Linked DNA regions of Homo sapiens: region 2 is linked to region 1. Evidence: chromatin contacts called from ENCODE Hi-C or POLR2A ChIA-PET data. All regions are on one chromosome and are shown on one strand. The core of a region is the stretch at or near the end of the contact, and the rest is flanking DNA. Distances in the headings are between cores, read along the strand shown. Region 1 holds the start of G3BP1 (G3BP stress granule assembly factor 1). Region 2 holds the start of MED7 (mediator complex subunit 7).

The links. A loop is a pair of places that touch in the nucleus more often than their neighbours do. ChIA-PET counts read pairs that join two places held with the same protein, here RNA polymerase II (POLR2A). Pooled maps may share reads with other maps.
Region 2: a map of B cell shows a loop between it and region 1 (22-fold over the local background). The contact joins the promoter of MED7 here to the promoter of G3BP1 in region 1. A Hi-C loop is called at or near these places in 1 of 168 maps with a recorded cell type or tissue (B cell) and 6 of 50 pooled maps. POLR2A ChIA-PET finds 5 or more read pairs at or near these places in 1 of 52 experiments (CD4-positive, alpha-beta T cell).

The regions. Positions count from the first base shown.
Region 1 is chr5:151,769,345-151,774,263 of GRCh38, reverse strand. It overlaps G3BP1 (G3BP stress granule assembly factor 1), which reads right to left and starts at 2,310. Exons shown (of 12, transcript NM_005754.3): 1 at 2,228-2,310. It overlaps LOC100652758 (a long non-coding RNA gene), which reads left to right and starts at 2,088. Exons shown (of 2, transcript NR_132345.1): 1 at 2,088-2,561; 2 at 3,492-4,471. RefSeq lists silencers at 1,684-1,753, 1,804-2,133 and enhancers at 2,342-2,636, 2,894-3,123, 3,502-4,223.
Region 2 is chr5:157,140,608-157,145,523 of GRCh38, reverse strand. MED7 (mediator complex subunit 7) reads left to right here and starts at 2,659. Exons shown (of 2, transcript NM_004270.5): 1 at 2,659-2,704. RefSeq lists enhancers at 2,032-2,131, 2,942-2,991.

The sequences.
Region 1 (4,919 bases), core at 1,061-3,560:
GTGTCAGCTCAGGAACAGCAAACTGAGTTAAACAAAGAACTGTCTACTTTTCTACCTGTAAGAGGTACAAAAGCTTAGACTTTTGTACCGGTAAGCAGCTCCAACAAAACTGACGTATGACTTGGTAGGGATGTAGGGCAGCCTTGCCAAGCCTTACATTACCACAATTTGCTTCAATTCACTTGTTCCTGATAAATGCACAAGTAATCAGTTAGAGCACCAGTTTGTGAAATAATCACGTAATTTTCATGTTCCTGCCCAAGTGATAACCATTTGCCTGAGGCCAAGAACTGTATTTTTTTAATATTTTAAGTAGAAACTAACGAAATTTTCCCTCAATAATGTGTAAGGTAATTTCATTCTATTTTGCCTCAAGCAGTAATAAAATTAGCTGGACTCAAGCTTAAACAGTTTAAATGTAGGTCATTCTAGTGTTTTTCCATTTGACAACTTAAATTGCTCAACTTTAAGTCTAAGTTAAAATGCTAATTCCATAGTTAACCAGTCTGTAAGGGCAAGTAACCGGAATCGCCACACCAGCAAAGTTCCAAGTAAATGTTACTTGGAACATTATTATAATACTGTTATAGAAACATGTTTATAGAAAGGGTTTCCAGAACACGATTATAGAAATCTTTATGTTTATAGAAGTGTTTCTATAACATAGAAGATTTATTTCACTAAGCCAAGGAGTATGTTGGCTTTTAAATAATCTAAAAGATGGTAACTACTAGAAAAATATAAGCTCCAGTCCCTGAAGAAAAGCATCTTGTTTCTGCATATACACAAGAACCCAGCAGAGTAAATGCTAAATAAACGGAGTGTACACAAACTTTCATCCACAGATCTCGACTGTCACAGTTGTTTTTTCCAACACATCTCCAACACCAGTAATTCATCCAGCATGACACGCTCCACAGAGGTCCAAATAGTATACTGTAACTGGGCGCCAACCTTTCTATTCCAATTCCGTATTTTAACCCACAGATGCTAGTGAGATCTTAAATTCGTCGCTTTGCACCTCATTCCCTTCAACTATAAAGTGAATCTTCTCAAGGTCTTTCTGCAAAAGTCTCCTCCAATTAAAAAAAAAGTAGAGAAAAAAAAATTCAACGTCTAAAACCGGAGCCTAACTTCCCGCTGGCGGGAATTTCCCATCAGCAATCTGAGATTCAAACCCGATGAGGAACACAGTCCATGTTCATTTGCACTTACTCATCGTTTTCCCTACTTTTTTCCAGAAGCTACGGTGGCGGCACATCTACCCAGGGCCTGTACAAGTACACGTAGAAAGGAAGCCCAAACCCTTTTCCTTTGTCACATTCCCACTTCCAACCCTTGTCTCCCTGGAAGCCCAGAACTAGCCCAAGTACAAATGCCGCTGCAGCCTTCTCGGCAGGTGGCCTTTTGAGGCTGATGCTGCCCCGAGGGACAAGTGCTCTGGGGGCAAAGACTAAAAACAGGCTTGGGAAGCGGGGAGCTCGGAGTCAGAGGGCCCGGCGTCAACAAATCCCCGCCCTTCCCGTGCGTGCCTGTGACCCCGCTCTCCAAACCCGTGCCTTGGGCCGCTAAGGAAGGAGGATAGCCGTACCCACCTCGCCAGCTCACTGCAAGAATCAAATGAAAGGCAGAAAAGTGGCTCCGCACAGTGCCGGACACACAGTGAGGGCGTGGAAAGAACATTGGTTGTTACTACCACTCCGTGCACTCGCTGCTCCCTCTTTGCTCTCTGCAAAACCGAAGGCGCTTCTGCGACGCGCGGACCGCAAGACTCCAATCAGACTTTAGTGCTGCCCCCACCCTAAACGAAAGCCTCCTTCTGGTCCGAACCGACTGGATCCCTTGGCCAGGGGAGGAAAAGGTGCCGCGGGCGCGTGGCGGAGAGGGTGGCGGGCGGGAAACGCTGGGCGCGGGACCCCTGGCCCCAGAGACCGCCCTGGGGCCCAGGCGGCGGCCGCGGCTTACTCCTGCCCCGCGAGGCCGTTGGACGCAGCACGCGCACGCGGCGGACACGGCCACGCGCCCCAGCCGGGACGGGAGCGGGAGCGAGGAGCCGCCGCGCGCCCGTCCGTCCGCCGCGCGCGCCTGCGGCCGTTGGGGTGGGGGTTGGGGTGGGGGACGCGACTGGCGCGGCCGCCGCGAGCGCCACTCAGACTTCTCCCTCTCACAAGTGCTGCGGCTCGGCTTAGTCCTCTGGCCTCCCTGCCCCGCCCACACCCCGGCGTACCTACGCGGCTGAGCTGGAGAGGAACTAGCTCTGCACCACAGCACCGAGGATAGTACAAACCCCTCACGCAACTGCGTCCGCACACACGCGTGCTCCGCCGCCGGTCTATATAACTGCCACTCACCCTAACTTGTTGCGGCCAGGTCGGGCGACGGGATGACCAATCCCGACCGCGTCCTCAGGGCTCTTCGAACAGTAATTGGGCACTGACTCGGGGATGAAGGCGTGGCTCTTGATTGGCTTTGACTCCTGCCTATGAGACTGTGAGGATCTCGTTTCCCTAGTAACAGATCGGCACTAAGAGAGACCAATAACCGAAAAGTACAATAGAAAGGCGAGTGAGCAGTTCTTTGACTGATACTCAAAGTAGCCAATAAATGTGTGGGGCTGCTCTTATTCGTTAACACGTCTTCCCCTGGGCGGAGATCCGTTTTCCATGCAGGAGCGGTTGCGCCACAAGGTGGGGCCCGTGTACTTTGGGGAAGTAAACCCCTAGCAACTAGGAGGCGGGCGTCCGAGAGGCCAAGACAGCCTGTGGCCAATCGCAACGCCGGAAGGAGCTGATAGACACGGAGGTTGCTCTGCTCGGAAGAGACCGAGCCCCAGGGCCGCCGTGCCCTCTGGGCGGTTGTGAGGCTGTGCAGCCTGCGGCTTCTGCCCTCTTTCTTTCCCTGACTGGTTGGGTCCGGCCTCCGAGGCCTGTACCCCGCCTTTTCCGCATAGGTTTGTACCTGGCGAACCAACTAGTAAAGTTTCCCGGGTTGTTTTCTTTTTATTACAACTTTTTTCTTACGTGCGGCGGCCAAGGGCCTTGCTGCTCTCACCATTACTCAGCACTGCTGCGGGGCAGAGGAAGGAGGGTCGTTCCTGCGCCGCCCGCAGGCTCCCGCCGGAAGGTCGCCGGTGGAAGGCCTGAGAGTGCGCCCTTCCGCCAGGCGCTTCTTGGCGGGCGCTGCGAGGCGGCCGCGGGCGTGTGGCGAGGCTCCCTTTGTGGCAGCTGAGGCACGGTGGTCCGCGCGTGCTCCAGTGGAGTGTGGGCCCTCGCACCACGTCCCGAGCTGCACCACTATTGTTCAGCCTCGAATTGCCGCGGGTGGGGGCTTATTCTCGTCGCTACGCCTTTAAAAGGCAACTCGTCCCCTCCTCCTGGCGTTTCAGGCACTGGCGGGGCTACAACTCAAGGCTGGCCGGCCCTATTTCTATGGAAATAGCTTTGGTTCCCAGCCGTCCGGCACAGACACGCCCCGGTTTGTTCTCGTTCCAGGCATGTGACCAGGGTCTCCCGCGGAGTTTTGCTGAGAATTTTGGAAATGAAGCATGTGGAGCGCCTATGTCGGGGGAGAGAGGCCGAGCTGAAGGAGCACGGGCGCCGGCCTCGGCCTCTGGGGAGCCGGGCCCGCTCGCCTCCCTGCGCGGGGCTAGCCCGAGCCTGGAACTCGGGAGGCCCAGGAGCGAAGTGAAAGCCCCTTCTGGTCCCCCAGGGCTCCACTCCCGCAGCAGCCCGGCTCCGTCGGCGTCAGTGGAGCCCCAGGCCTGGGTCCGAGATGAGCGAGACGCTGCTCTGGCTCGCGGTCGCCCGAGCGCTCCCAAAACCAGGGAACAGGCCCCAGGAGAGAAGCCCCTAGAAGTTTCCTGGAGCAGGGAGTCTCCTGTATCCTGTTAGCTCTGCAAAGGAATCTGGACTTTATTCTGAGGGCCTTGGAGAACCCCTGCAAAGTTTTTTAAAAGGTGGACTAAGAGATTGGCATTTCACAACATGACTCTCCGAATTGAAACACTAAGAAGATTGGCGAAATTTAACATTTACAGATTAGTAATTTAACCCAGGTGACTCGCGATGAGGGACATGGCTACCCTTCACTTTTGGAGGGAGTTTTAAGTGATACAGATCTTTTTGCCAAGCAATTTTTTTTTTTTTTTTGAGACGGAGCGTCGTTCTGTCGCCCTGGCTGGAGTGGAATGCCGTGATCTCGGCTCACTGCAACCTCCGCCTTCCTGAGTTCAAGCGATTCTCCTGCCTCAGCCTCCCTAGTAGCTGGGATTACAGGCGCGCGCCACCAGGATCTGCTAATTTTTTTGTATTTTTAGTAGAGACGGGGTTTCACCATGTTGGCCAGGCTGGTCTCGAACTCCTGACCTCAGGTGATCCACCTGCCTCGACCTCGCAAAGTGCTGAGATTAACAGGCGTGAGCCACCGCGCCCAGCAGCAATTTAAAAATCTAATAAAATTGTGCATATCCCCCAAAACAATAATGTCACTTGGTTGATAGCCACATTTGTTTACAAAGGCATGTGCCAAGACTTTCACTGCAGCTTTGTCAGCATTGCTAGAAGATTTAAAACCCGAACACTTAATGTTCATCAATTGATAAGCTGTTTTAACAGTGATATACACGTAATATAGAATATTATGCAGCATGCCGGGCGCGGTAGCTCACGCATGTAATCCCAGCATTTTGGGAGGACGAGGTGGGTGGATCACCTGAGGTCAGGAGTTTGCGCGACCAGCCTGAGCAACATGCGAAACCCCGTCTCTACAAAACAAATTCAAAAACTAGCCGGATGTGGTGGCACACGCCTGTAATCCCGGCACTTTGGGAGGCTGAGGTGGGAAAATCACTTGAGCTCAGAAGGCAGAGGTTGCGGCAAGCGGAGATCTGCACTCCAGCTTGGGCACCAAAGTAAGACTCT
Region 2 (4,916 bases), core at 1,410-3,909, 5.4 Mb before region 1:
GTAATAAGCTTTCCATTGAGATTTTGCCAATATAGTCATATAATTAAATGTTTAACACACATCATATTGTCACTAGCCCTTCTCATGATATGGACTTCATATCCATTATTCATTTGAAGTTTATTGGAAAGAACACTAGATTGATAGTCAAGAGTCCAAGATTCTAGCCTTGATTCTGCTACTAACTGTTAAGACACTGCCCCTTTGGGCCCAGTAATTCTATTTCTAGAAATTTATTTCAAAGAACAAAATTGGACACATGCACAAACATATATGTACTGGGATCTCATCATCCTGTGTAGTTACACTGGATCAAATTTGGAGAAAAATAATTTAACACAATGAGGATCTGGCTAAAGAGACTGTGGTATAACCACCAAAGCCACGCTATGAATTTATTTGAAAGTGATGATTGTATTCATTTTGTTTCTTATTCAATAAACACTTATTGAGTATTTGCCAATTTCAGGCACCGTTGTATGTAGGTTCAAACACAACAGCAGTAAATGAAACAAAGGTCCCATGCTCATAAACCTGATATTTTTGATGGATAAGAAAGGCAATAAAATACATAAATATACTATGTAAGATGATTTCAGATGATGAGAGGTTCTATGAAAAAAAGATAATACATAGTAAGGGTTTCAGGGGCATCTCCCAAGAGAAAGATTAGGGATGCGCTATTTTGCATAGAGTAGTGTAACCCCAGAAGAACTCTTTGAAGTCACATTTGACCAGAAACCTGAATGAATTGAGGAAATGAAGCCGGGCGCGGTGGCTCACGCCTATAATCCCAGCACTTTGGGAGGCCGAGGCGGGCGGATCACGAGGTCAGGAGATTCAGACCATCCTGGCTAACACGGTGAAACCCCGTCTCTACTAAAAATACAAAAAAATTAGCTGGGCGTGATGGCGTGTGCCTCTAGTCCCAGCTGCTGGGGAGGCTGAGGCAGGAGAATGGCGTGAACCTGGGAGGTGGAGCTTGCAGTGAGCCGAGATTGGGCCACTGCACTCCAGCCTGGGTGACAGAGCAAGACTTCGTCTCAAAAAAAAAAAAAAAAAAAAAAAAAAAAAAAAGGAAAGAAGGAAATGAGACGTGTCAATATCTGTGCAAAGAGTTCCAGGCAAATGCATTGGCCCCAAGGCCGGGATGTACTTGGCAATTTTGTAGGGCCTGTGATATAGGCCAGGGGAAGGATGTCAGATTTTATTCTAAAAGTCATAGAAAGCCTTGGAGGATTTTGAATAGAGGAGTGATAAGACCGGTCTTATATTTTAAGAAGGTGTGGTAAATAGACTAAGGGAGGACAAAAAATCAAAGAAGTCCAGGTGAGAGATAATGGTGGCATGGCATAGGACCATAGCAGTGGGAACGGTGGTCAGTCATATTTGGAACTTTATTTACTTATTTTTAAATAGATCTAATGCAAAAGGCTGGTATGGTAGTTTCGGTGGGGTATGTGAGAAAGGAGAAAAAGGTGATTCCTTCGATTGAACATTTGCAATTGAGTAAAGTGCAACTGGGGAAAGATGTCTGTCACCACTGGATATGAGGGTCTGAAGTGCAGAGGAAACGGTGTTCCAGGGCCTGCATGTAATCATCCAGCTGATATCTGACTGAGAAGTGGTTGGAGAACTGAGTCCTGGGGCAATCCATTAATCAAATGTGCCAAATGCTGCTGACAGATGGAGTAAAATGAGGACTGGGAACGACCATTGGAAGTCACTGGTGCAGGATACATTGGGGTCAGCGGTGAGGAGAAAAGCTGGATTGGGTTATGCTCAACGTAGATGGATTTCTTCAGGAAATAAATTGATACGTGCGAGGGATTTAAAATGGGGGAGTCCGGAAGTGGTGGTTCACGCCTACAATCCCAGCACTTTGGGTGGCCGAGGCGGGCGGATCACTTCATATCAAGAGCTCGAGATGAGCCTCGCCAACACGGTGAAACCCTGTCTCTACCAAAAATACAAAAAAAAGAAAAAAAAATAGGTGAAACCCCAACTATTCGGGAGGCTGAGGCACGAGAATCGCTTGAATCCCGGAGACTGAAGTTGCAGCGAGCCGAAATCGCGCCACTGCAGTCCAGCCTGGGCGAAAGAGAAAGACTCCGTCTCAAAGAAAAAAACAACAAAAAAACCCTGCATGTCTATATTTTCGAATTTGTATGTAAGACGTCTTAATTGTATGCGTTAAATTAAAAAAGGACAAAAGGAATGGAACTACCAGCAGCGACTAAGTCAGTAAAAGAGTGGTAATGGGGAAGGGGGTGGAATATACGCAGGCGCAATAGCAAGCGTTTCTTTTGGAGGTTATTTTCGTGTCATAAATTTCTAAATTCACGTTAAGTCTTACAAGAGCATGTTAAACATTAAAACATAAGATTGTTTCTGGTCAATAAGGGGTCTATAAAAAATAAAGCAATAAGGTGTCTTGTTCAATTTTATGCCTTAATTCAAAAAGAAACGAAGAAACGGAACCCTCAGCTACGACTTTTAAAAGTCAGTAACGGGTGGATGGGAGGAGTCAAACATACGTAGGCGCAACAGCGAGGGATCGGTCTGAGGCGGAGCTAGAATTTCGTTAAAGGACAGCTCTTACAGCCAATCAAGGACAGAGTCGGTGGCTTCTTCCCGGAGGAGACCGGAAGTTGGTTTCGGCTGCAGAGGGGAAGGCGGCTACCAGTGTAAAGCCAGAGCTGAGGTAAGTGGGCGGCAACGGTTTGGGGCCGCCGCCTGTGTGCGTTTTTTTCTTCCGGACCCCGCAGCTTCCTCTGTGCTGGGCTGGGAACTGGGGAGGCATGGCTGAGTTCGGCCTCCAAAGGCGGTCTTTCGTCTTTCTCTCCCGAGTCTCTCCGAGAGTGCGGTCTCTCCGAGAGCGCGGAGGCCTCGGGGTGGACAGCCTGGAGGAGGGGGCTCTAAGCGTGGCAGTCTCGGGGCTTCCTCCGTGTTGGGACGCCGAGCCGGAGTGGAGGTTGGGAGACCTGGCGTCTAGTCCCCGCGCCGCTGTTTTTCTAAGCTGTGTGGCCTTGGGCGAGTCATTTGCCCTCTCCGGCTCTTTGTAACATGAGAGTAGCCCTCCCTGCCCTTCCTTCTTCTGGGAGCAGTTATGAAACAGCTGAGGTATGGGGGCAGGCGAGGGCGGTAGATCCCAAGCCTAATCGTCAGGTCCATCTGGAGAGGTTTTAAAAGCGACATTCTAGGGCCCATTCACAGTAGACAGAATGAATCAAATCTCTGGGGCTGGGACCCTGGAATGTCTGTCGTCTTCTGGTGAAGCTCCTTCTCCCCCAGTAGAACAAACACTAGATGTTGGATCTTGAGTTAAGAACCAGCTCTGATGCTTGGCTCTGCTTTTATTAAAAATAAGACCTCCATCACCTTTGAAAAGTTCCATCTAGAGAGACAGTAGAGAAAGAAATATAATTTTTGTGATATGCCAGTCCTTATTGTACAGTTAGATGCTTCTCGGCTTAGGGATATAAGAGAGCTTGCCCTTTGGAGCTAAAGGGACCTGGGATAAGAATTCCTGTTGTGCCATTTATTAACCTTTTGATCTGGGGCAACACTTCCCCTCATTGAGACTTCGGATCCTCACTTCTAAAATGAAATTGATAATAGAACTTAATTCGTGGGACCGTGTGGTGGCTCACGCCTGTAATCCCAGCACTTTGGGAGGCCGAGGTGGGCGGATCACTTGAGGTCAGGAGTTCCAGACCAGCCTGGCCAACATGGTGAAAACCTGTCTTTACCGAGAAATACAAAAATTAGCTGGGCGTGGTGGTGCGCACCTGTAGTCCCCAGCTACTCAGGAGGCTCAGGCAGGAGAATCCCTTGAACCCGGGAGGCAGAGGTTGCAGTGAGCCCTGATGGTACCACTGCACTCCAGCCTGGGAGACAGATTGAGCCCTTGTCTCAAAAAACAAAACTAACAACAAAAACCCCAAAAACCTTAATTCATAGAATTGTTAATGAAGATTATGTTACAGAGGCCATAAAAAATGGTACCTGTCATGTAGTTGGCCTTAGGAAAATGGCAGCCGCAATACAGGAATGCACATCGTGTAGGAAAGTACAGAGCAGCACTCCTCACCTAAAAAGGTTTGAGTGGGATGAAACGTGAGCTGTCAAAAATTGTATTTTCTGCCGGGCACGGTGGCTCACGCCTGTAATCCCAGAACTTTGGGAGGTCGAGGCAGGTGGAACACGAGGTCAGGAGATCGAGACCATCCTGGCTAACACGATGAAATCTCGTCTCTACTGAAAATAGAAAACATTAGCCGGGCGTCGTGGCGGGCGCCTGTAGTCCTAGCTACTCAGGCGGCTGAGGCAGGAGAATGGCGTGAACCCGGGAGTCCGAGCTTGCAGTGAGCCGAGATCGTGCCACTGCACTCCAACCTGGGTGACAGAGCGAGACACTGTCTCAGGGAAAAAAAAAATGTATTTTGAAGTACCAGATCACTGTTAATTCTTTGATTTTGGTAATTGTGCTTTGGGTAGAAGAAAACATTCTTGTCACGAGAAAACACACTGAAGTATTCAGGGGTAAAGGAATGAAAAACCAATAAAGCAAATGAAGGAAAATGTTAACATTTGGAGAATCTGAGTGAAGAATATGAAGTGTTTTTTGTGTATTCATGCACTTTTTCTGTAATCTGAATTTATGTTAAAAGTTTTAAAATGTCTGGGTGTGGTGGCTCACGCCTGTAATCCCAGCACTTTGGGAGGCCAAGGCAGGAGGATTGCTTGAGCTCAGGAGTTTGAAACAAGCCTGAGTAACATGGCAAAACTCTGTCTCTACAAAATATACAAAAATTAGCCGGGCTTGGTGACATGCCTGTAGTCCCAGCTGCTTGGGAGGTTGAGGTGGGAGGATCGCTTGAGCCTAGGAGGGCGAGGCTGCATCATCCTATGCA